Linked DNA regions of Homo sapiens: region 1 is linked to region 2. A link is a contact called in ENCODE POLR2A ChIA-PET data. All regions are on one chromosome and are shown on one strand. The core of a region is the stretch at or near the end of the contact, and the rest is flanking DNA. Distances in the headings are between cores, read along the strand shown.

Region 1 (3,952 bases), core at 791-3,290, 190 kb before region 2:
AGAAACAAAGATGTTGCAGCCAAATCAACCCAGAATGTCTGAGACTCTCAGGAAAGCCAAAGGGGTCAAGGACCTGAGGGACAAGGAGGGCCTCGGCCCTCACCCTGGCACTGGGCTTCCGCCCGCTCCCTCCACGTCTGCCTGTCCAGCCTCCTTCTCCACTTGCCACTTCTGAGCAGCACATTTGATTCATTGTGGAAGGTGAAGCTATTAGCAAAAGTGAGGCACTTGCTTAACTGGGAATTTGGGGTGAGCAGATTCTTCTGTTTCTGTCCTGATTTTTGACAGGAAGAGATGTCCCCATTATCTAGCCCCTCATATTTGTGAATCCCTCTGGGCATCATTATCTGTTTCTAGAAATCCCTAAGCAGGGCCTGTACCTTTTCCATCATGTCTCTTCCCCACCACAACCCAACACTTCAGTCCTGGGCTAGAGACTATATGAAGGCTGGGCGTGGTGGCTCACGCCTGTAATCTCAGCACTTTGGGAGGTCAAGGTGGGAGGATCACTTGAGGCCAGGAGTTTAAGACCAGCCTGGGCAACATGGTGAGACCTCATCTCTACCAAAAAATTAAAAAAAAAATTAGCCCAGCATGAGGGCATGCCCCTGTAGTCCCAGCTACCTGGCGGTCTGAGACAGGAGAATTGCTTGAGCCTGGAAGGTTGAGGCTACAGTGGGCTGAGATTGCAACACTGCACTCCAGCCTAGGCAACAGAGTGAGACCCTGTCTCAAAAAATAAATTAATTAAATTTTAAAAAGACTATATGGATTCCCAGACAGTACTGCAAGGGGAAGGTGGCCATTTGTTGGTGAGAACAAATAAATGACTCCGGCAGACTGAGCCCTTGGAGTAGCGCAGGCCTCACTCACCTTTTCCGCTATCAGGAAGTCATAGCGAAGGGCCTCTCGAGTGCAGATGGCGCCCAGGAGGAAGACGAAGATGATGTACAGAAACCACCTGCAAAACCCAAGAGCAGAACAGAGCTGCCCCCGACTCACCTCACCCAGCCCCATCCAATTCCCTCACTCAACCTTCTGTTTCCAAAGGGAACTTGTATCAGAATGAGAGAAAGGCCAGTCATGAAGCTTCCCCAGCTGGCTTGGGAGGACACTTTTTGTACTATTTCTCTTCTGGCATATTTCTTACCAAAAAAGGGGTACCATTGTTTTGTTTCTTTTTTTACTTTTAAATATATATAAAAATATGGAACACTTCACGAATTTGCATGTCATCCTTGCACATGGGCCATGCTAATCTCTGTATTGTTTTAATTTTAGTGTATGTACTGCTGAAGTGAGCAGTTTTTTTTCTCTTTCTTATATTAAAAAAGAAAAACATACAAAGGGCATTCCGAGTAGGGAAGTGGGAGGCCCAGTTGCCTCTAGGTTGCCAGGATTCAGGCCAGGGTTGCCCCGCAGCCTCACACCCCAGCCTCCTCCAGCAAAAGAACAAGCTGATGATCCTTCGGGCCTCTAAGTCCTGCTGGTCTGTTATCTTTGGATCAGATAATAAAGAGGGAAACTAAAGTCAAAAGGCAGAGAGCAGAGGCCTGGCTCTGTCCCCAAGATGCCCTGTAACCTTGAACAAGACCCAGGTTCCTGTGGTCTCCTCATTCCCATCTGGGTAATCAGAGGATGGGCCAAGGGTTCCTCCTGGAACCTCCCAGCTGGGGCCAGAAACAAGACAGGGTCCTCATTCAGAAGCCTCTTTCTTTTATTTCCTTCCCAACACTCAACTCTATCTCTGTTGTCTTCATTTTCTTCCCAATGTTATTGCACAAAATACCCTGATGCTGTACGCCAGGCTGATAGCAATGGTTTCACTGCAGTAAGCTAAGAACAAATTCAGTGTTTGTGAAACAGATACATTAATATTTTCTAAATACTGTGGTTAGAATAACACAGGCCCTTTTAACTTCTCAAGTCATTGTTTCTGGTCTCTGATCTCTTTGCCTCTTCACACCTACCCAATGAAGGGCAGAGAAGCTTCTTCCTGTGGTACAGAGAGAAACAATATTCTAAAAGGTCAGAAATAGACCCAAGGTTACCCAGCCTGCTTGTGTGGGTGGCACAGTGTGAACTAAAACCCCAGAGGCCTGACGGCCTGGGGGAGCTGGAGGGGAGGCTCACTGGGGGAAGAAGAAGAGCTGGGTGCTGAGCTTCCACTGTGTGCCTTCTCTCCCCGCCGCAATCTAGGAAGCACATACAGTGTCATTATCCCCATTTCACAAGAAAGGAAATGGAGGCTCAGAGAACTCAGTAAATTGTCCAGAGTCATGCAGCCAATCAGCGGCAGAGCTGAGATGCAGCCCCAATTCGTCTGATTGCAAAACTCTTCATCTTTATGCTCCCTCCAGTGATCCTGGAAACTCGGTGGTTAAAAAAATCCCCAAGTTCAAAATGGGGGTGGGGGAGGGACGGGGGCGGGAGGCCGAGGAAAGGAAAGAAAGGATTCGATCTGTGATCTGGGTCCCGACACTCCTCCTCGGCAGCATTCCCAGGCAGGGCGCATGAAAGGGCAGTGTCTGAACCCACCAGACGTGAATTTTCCAGCCCACCGAGTGTTAAAAGAAGGATCGGAATATGAAATAGATTGGTCACAGTCGGGGCACTCTCAGAACAAAAGGGGCAATCCCTCTTCTGCCTGGGGTTTTCTCTCCCACTCTCTAGCTCAGACTGATTGCCATGAGGGGAACTTACGAGATGCCAACAGCTGCCAGGGAGCCCAGGGGAATGCTGGCGGCAGGCTCCCTGAGGTCGCCCCCCATGTTGAAGCCGGCCATGACTCCTGAAAGACACCCAGATGGGGAATGGGGTGAGCAGCCTCCTCCACGCATCGCCTTCCCCAGGGCTGCCCCTTCCTCTCCTGCGGGACCCTCTCCTGGAAGCTGTCCCACCGCAAGCCCTCCAGCTGCAGCTCTGCGCATAGGCTGCTTTTCAATCTCCCCTGGCAACTAGGGAGGCATCCCTGTGGCGTGAAAGGCACCTTTGTGGGTTGGAGGAGGCTCAGGAGGAAAGCCCTCCCAGCTCCAAAAGCATCCTACCGCTCAGCGCAAAGCAACCAGGGGGGAGGAAAGCGGCTTGCAAGGCACACAGAGGTCCTGCGCTGCCTGCTGAGCTGGGACAATGCCCTGGAGAGGCTCAGCATTACAAAGGTCTGGCAGCCTCCTGCTCAGCAGCTTTCCCTGCCTCTGCTGCCTGCTGATTCCATGGGAGCTTCCTGTGTCCTCGGGGTCAGGTACCATCCTCCAAGCCCCTGAGCTACCAAAGGGCTTGAAATAAACTCCAAAAAAACCAATCCTGATGCCACTGACATGGAGTCACAAGCTCCTTTTCATCATCACCTCTCTTCTGCAAGAACACTAATGAAAATGAATTAATCCATGAGGGACCCACAGCACAGTGCTGCATGGTGAAGTGGGGATGTTGCCTCTTCCCATACAAACAAATATATGAAAGCAACAAGACAGGGTGTTCTGAACATCGGATGAGGATCCAGCCCACAAGTGCCATAACAACTCAGTGTGATGGGCTGCCCTGGTCAGGAAAGACCCGTGGAGGGGGTTGTATCTTGAATGTGGCCTTGAAAGAGGGATTTGAATGGGCTTAGGGATGGGAATGAATCTAACTCCATGATTTGTGAACACTTTCAAACTGCCTGGGCCTGTGTCAAGTGCTTTACATGCATTTTTTTATCCTGTTTAATTCTCATAACAACCTCATCAGAAAGGTAGAATTATTTCCTCATCTTATGGAAAAGTGTTCAAAGAGGTTAATTAAAACAGCCTAAGGTCACACATTTAATAAGCAGCAAAGCTAAGATTCAACCCTGGTCTGTCTGACTCTGAAAATTATGCTCTTAATGCCTCTGCTACAATGCTTCACAGAATCCAAGCGAAGTGCAGTGAAGTGACAGTTTGGAACCAGAAAGTGAAAGTAGGGGGGTGTA
Region 2 (4,229 bases), core at 309-2,808:
GAAAGAGACATCTTTTAAGGTGAAACATGAGTAACAGTAAATTGCCAAATAAATAATATTATAGGCATATACGACATGAACAAAAGTAACAGAAAAAACCCATAGTGGACCTAGGCAACTAAATTAATTTGATATGCTTAAAGCATAAAATGGTGGCGAAAGGGGCTGAACTACAGTTAAAAAAAAAAGTTGGATAAGGGACGGGATTATGACGGCTATTTCCGCCCATGCAAAAAAGTACATTTTAGCTGTTTAGTAATGAGGAACCACTGGGGAAGTTTCAGTAAGGGAATGACATGTATACATCTCGTTTGGAAAGATCACTGTAGAAACTATCTGAAAGATACACTGGAGAAGGCGCAGGCTACTGTCAGTCCAATAAAAATGCCAGTCTATTGCAATCTATAGACTACCTCATCCAACAAAAACAGAATGCACATTCTTTTCAAGCTCGCACGTAACATTTCACCAAGGTGGACAACATTCTGGGCCATAAAATACAATCTAACAAACTTAAGAGAATAGCAATCATATGGCGTCTGCTCTAAGACCACAACAGAATTAAACTACAACTAATAACAGAATGGTAGCTAGAAAATATCTCAAAATACTTGGATATTAAACAACACACTTCTAAACAATAATGGTTCAAAGAATTTTTTTTTTTTTTTTTTTTTTTAAAGACAGAGTTTCACTCTGTCACCCAGGCTGGAGTGCAGTGGCACAATCTTGGCTCACTGCAACCTCTGCCTCTGGAGTTCAAGTGATTCTTATGCCTCAGCCTCCCACATAGCTGGGATTACAGGTGCATGCCACCATGCCCGGCTAATTTTTGTATTTTTAGTAGAGATGGGGTTTTGTCATGTTGCCCAAGCTAGTCTCAAACTCCTGAGCTCAAGTAATCCGCCACTTTAGCCTCCCAAAGTGCTGAGATTATAGGCGTGAGGCACCACACCCAGTCCAAAGAAGAAATCTTAACAGAAATTTTAAAATATATTGAACTAAATGAAAATAAAAATACAACTATCAAAATCTATGCAATGTAGCTAATGCAGTGCTTAGAGGAAAATTTATAGTATGAATGCATATATTAGAAACAAAAAATCTAAAATGAATACGCTTCCACTTTAGGAAAGTAGAAAAAGAAGAGCAAATTAAATCCGAAACAAGCAGAAAAAAATTATAAAAATTAGAGCAGAAATAAATGAAACTGAAAATAGGAAATAGAGGGAAAAAAATCAAGAAAATCAAAAGCTGTTTCTTTGAAAATATCAATAAAATAAGCAAGCCTCTACCACTGGGCAGGGGGAAATGCAGAGTTGTTCGAACATGAGTTTCAGTTTCAGTTTTGCAAGATGAAAAAGTTCTAGAGATCTGTTGTACAACAATGTCAATATAGTTTGCACTACTAAAATGGACACTTAAAAATTGTTGCTCTCTCCTCTGCTCGCATTTTCACTCTGCCATGCCCTGCTCTGAAGAGACACCCACCGTTACCCCCAGCAAACAGGCTGGTTTGCAGAGGAAGGCAGCATGCAGCTCCGTTTTGCCCCATTCTCTGAGCAGGCCACAACCCTGACTCAGGGATCCACACAGGCCACAGGCTATGACCTCAACGGTGCCTATGATGATACAATACCACCTATGGAGAAAGCTCTAGGGAAAATGGACATTCAGATAGCTCTTCCTTCTGGATGTTACAGAAGAGTAGCTCCATGGTTTGGATTAGCTGCAAAACACTTTATTGATAGATGAAGATTACTGAGGAAATGTTGGTGCTGTACTGTTTAATTTTGGCAAAAAAAAGTTTAAAGTCAGAAAAAGTGATCGTATTGCACAGCTCATTTGTGAATGAATTTTTAATCCAGAAATAGAAGTTCAAGCTTTGGATGATGCTGAAAGGCATTCAGAAGAGTTAGGTTCTATTAGAAAGTATTAAAATTTATGCTAAGAATAGAAAATGAGAACTCATACCTTTTTCTTAAAAGAGTTTTTGCTTAAAGCATTTTGGTAAAACTTCTGTAATCTTAATAGCTTTACCTTCTAAAAGTACTGCATTTTCTTATGATCAAAGAAAAGAGTACCTCTGTTCAGATCACACAGAAATTTTTTCTGCTGATAGTTGTATGTAAATCTGCTTTGTCCTGATATAAGACAGTGTCTTTTTAAAATCAAATGTACATCAATTACAGACCCCAAAAAACCCTATATAATTTAACTTAGTAAATGATACACCAAAAAAAAGGGAATTGTTAAGACAGTAATTTTTTTAAATTACTGTCTTAAGACAAGAAAAAAAGAAAAAAAGAGAAAACACAAATTACTAATATCAGAAATCAAAGAGAGGACATCACTATAAACCCCTGGACATTAAAAGGATAATAAAACAATACTATGAACTTTGTTCCCACAAATTTGACAACTTTATCAAAATAGACCAATTCCTTGGAAGACACAATCTGTCAAAACTCACACAAGAAGAATCAGATAATCTGAAGAGACCTATATTTATAGGAGAAATCAAATCAACAATAACTTTCCAAAACAGAAAGCACCAGACCCAAAGCAGTTCACTGGTGAATTCTACCAAACATTTAAGGAAGAAATTACATCAGTTCTCTACAATCTCTTCCAGAAGATATAAGCAGAGGGAATACTTGCTAATTTATTCTATGAGACCAGCATTACCCTAATACCAAAAACAGACAAAGACATCAAGAAAACTATAGACTAATATTTCTCATGAACACAAATGTAAAAATCCTCAAAATATGATCAAATCAAATCCAACCACATCTAAAAAGAACTATATACCACAAACAAGCAGGATTTATTCCAGGTATGAAAGTTGCTTCCATATTCAAAAATCAACTAATGTAATCCATTACATCATCAGGCTAAAGAGGAAAAAGTTACTGCAATGGGCTAGGTAAAGCTGGTGAATGTATGTATCAGAGCACAACTACAAGTAGTTATCCGCTCATTCACACCATGTGCCAACACCTGGACTACAGTGAAAAGTAAGACAAAACTCCTGTCCTTATGGAGTCTACAATCCATCAGAGAAGCATCGTACAAGTAAATCACAAGTCCCTATCACAGGGACTCAACCTAGAGTCAAGAGAAGTGACAGGCTGATGATGATGGAGCACTATCTAGAGGTTATAAAACAGGTATGAAGTATGACTGAGGGTAATATCTCAAGCAGGATATATTAAAGTCCTAAAGCAAAAGAAAAAGTACATGTTAGATGAACTGAAAGGAACCCAGGTTTGATATCATAGAAAGAAGAGACAAGAATTTACATGATGGTTGTGGTTTCACTGATTATTGGGTAAAAATAAAGGTAGAAGAAGGAAAAACATATGGGTGCTTATGAAACATCTTAAATGACGTCTGAGGTAGATAGGAAAGAGTAAAGGGCTGATATACTTTAAAAAGATAAACAGATCAAGCAAGCGGAGGATACAAAGAGAACAGAGAATAGGAGCATATTAGAAAAATTTAAGAAGGCAAGAATTACAGAATTTGTAGGAAAAACCCTTGAATGTGTGATATTTTTCTAGTTACGTTGAAGATTCAAATGTTTTACTCTTTAAGGAGAAACCTAGAAGTTAGATAAAATATCTTTTAAAATTAAGCATTTAAAATTTAATACCAAAATAATCCTGAGAAATATTGTTATCCTGAAAGAAATAAGCTTCTAAAATAATATAATACAAGAACTTAATTTTGCCTTTCAAATATGATTTATGTCAATATTTTAGTATATCTATTCAAGAACACTATTTAGCCCTGAAACATTTTCTGAAATTTCTTCGATGACTTGCAGTATTACGTAACAAAAAATTATGTTTCTAAGTTTAATATCTTATAAAGGAATTACTTACAGGGACATTAAGTGCATACTGTAGTCCTTGAGGAAGTCTTTCATGTGTTTCCATCTGCTCTTCATCATTTTTCACTGTCTCCTCATGGACCATGAGTTCATCATGTGATATCATATCCTGTTGTCTCATTTCACTTTCTTGTAACACTTCATCTGCAGCAAGGATCTCCTGGTGAGGCATACTTCGATCTTGAAGTACTGAATCCTGTAGCTCTCCAGACACAGTAGACTGGCCAGACACTCCACCCATTACAACCATTGTCCTGGAAGACTGCATTTCGTCTATGCCGCCACATTTAAGAAACAATCCTTCCAGTTTGTCGTCAATGTTCATGCTTAA

The links. ChIA-PET counts read pairs that join two places held with the same protein, here RNA polymerase II (POLR2A).
Region 1: POLR2A ChIA-PET joins it to region 2 with 11 read pairs in activated T-cell. The contact joins two enhancer-like sites. POLR2A ChIA-PET finds 5 or more read pairs at or near these places in 3 of 52 experiments (PC-9, T-cell and activated T-cell).

Annotation. Positions count from the first base shown.
Region 1 is chr3:125,117,896-125,121,847 of GRCh38, forward strand. It overlaps SLC12A8 (solute carrier family 12 member 8), which reads right to left. Exons shown (of 14, transcript NM_024628.6): 7 at 2,704-2,791; 8 at 874-961. It also overlaps the pseudogene RNU6-230P. Among named protein-coding and RNA genes, the nearest start is that of MIR5092, 32 kb to the right of the region's middle. RefSeq lists enhancers at 2,556-2,605, 2,608-3,114, 3,115-3,620, 3,826-3,952. Within about 2 kb of position 2,041, at least 9 of the 41 ENCODE cell types and tissues checked have a DNase peak (open chromatin) inside an H3K27ac peak, as active enhancers do.
Region 2 is chr3:125,309,418-125,313,646 of GRCh38, forward strand. ZNF148 (zinc finger protein 148) reads right to left here. Exons shown (of 9, transcript NM_021964.3): 4 at 3,891-4,229. The coding sequence starts at 4,223. It also overlaps the pseudogene DUTP1. Among named protein-coding and RNA genes, the nearest start is that of ZNF148, 64 kb to the right of the region's middle. Within about 2 kb of position 1,559, at least 7 of the 41 ENCODE cell types and tissues checked have a DNase peak (open chromatin) inside an H3K27ac peak, as active enhancers do.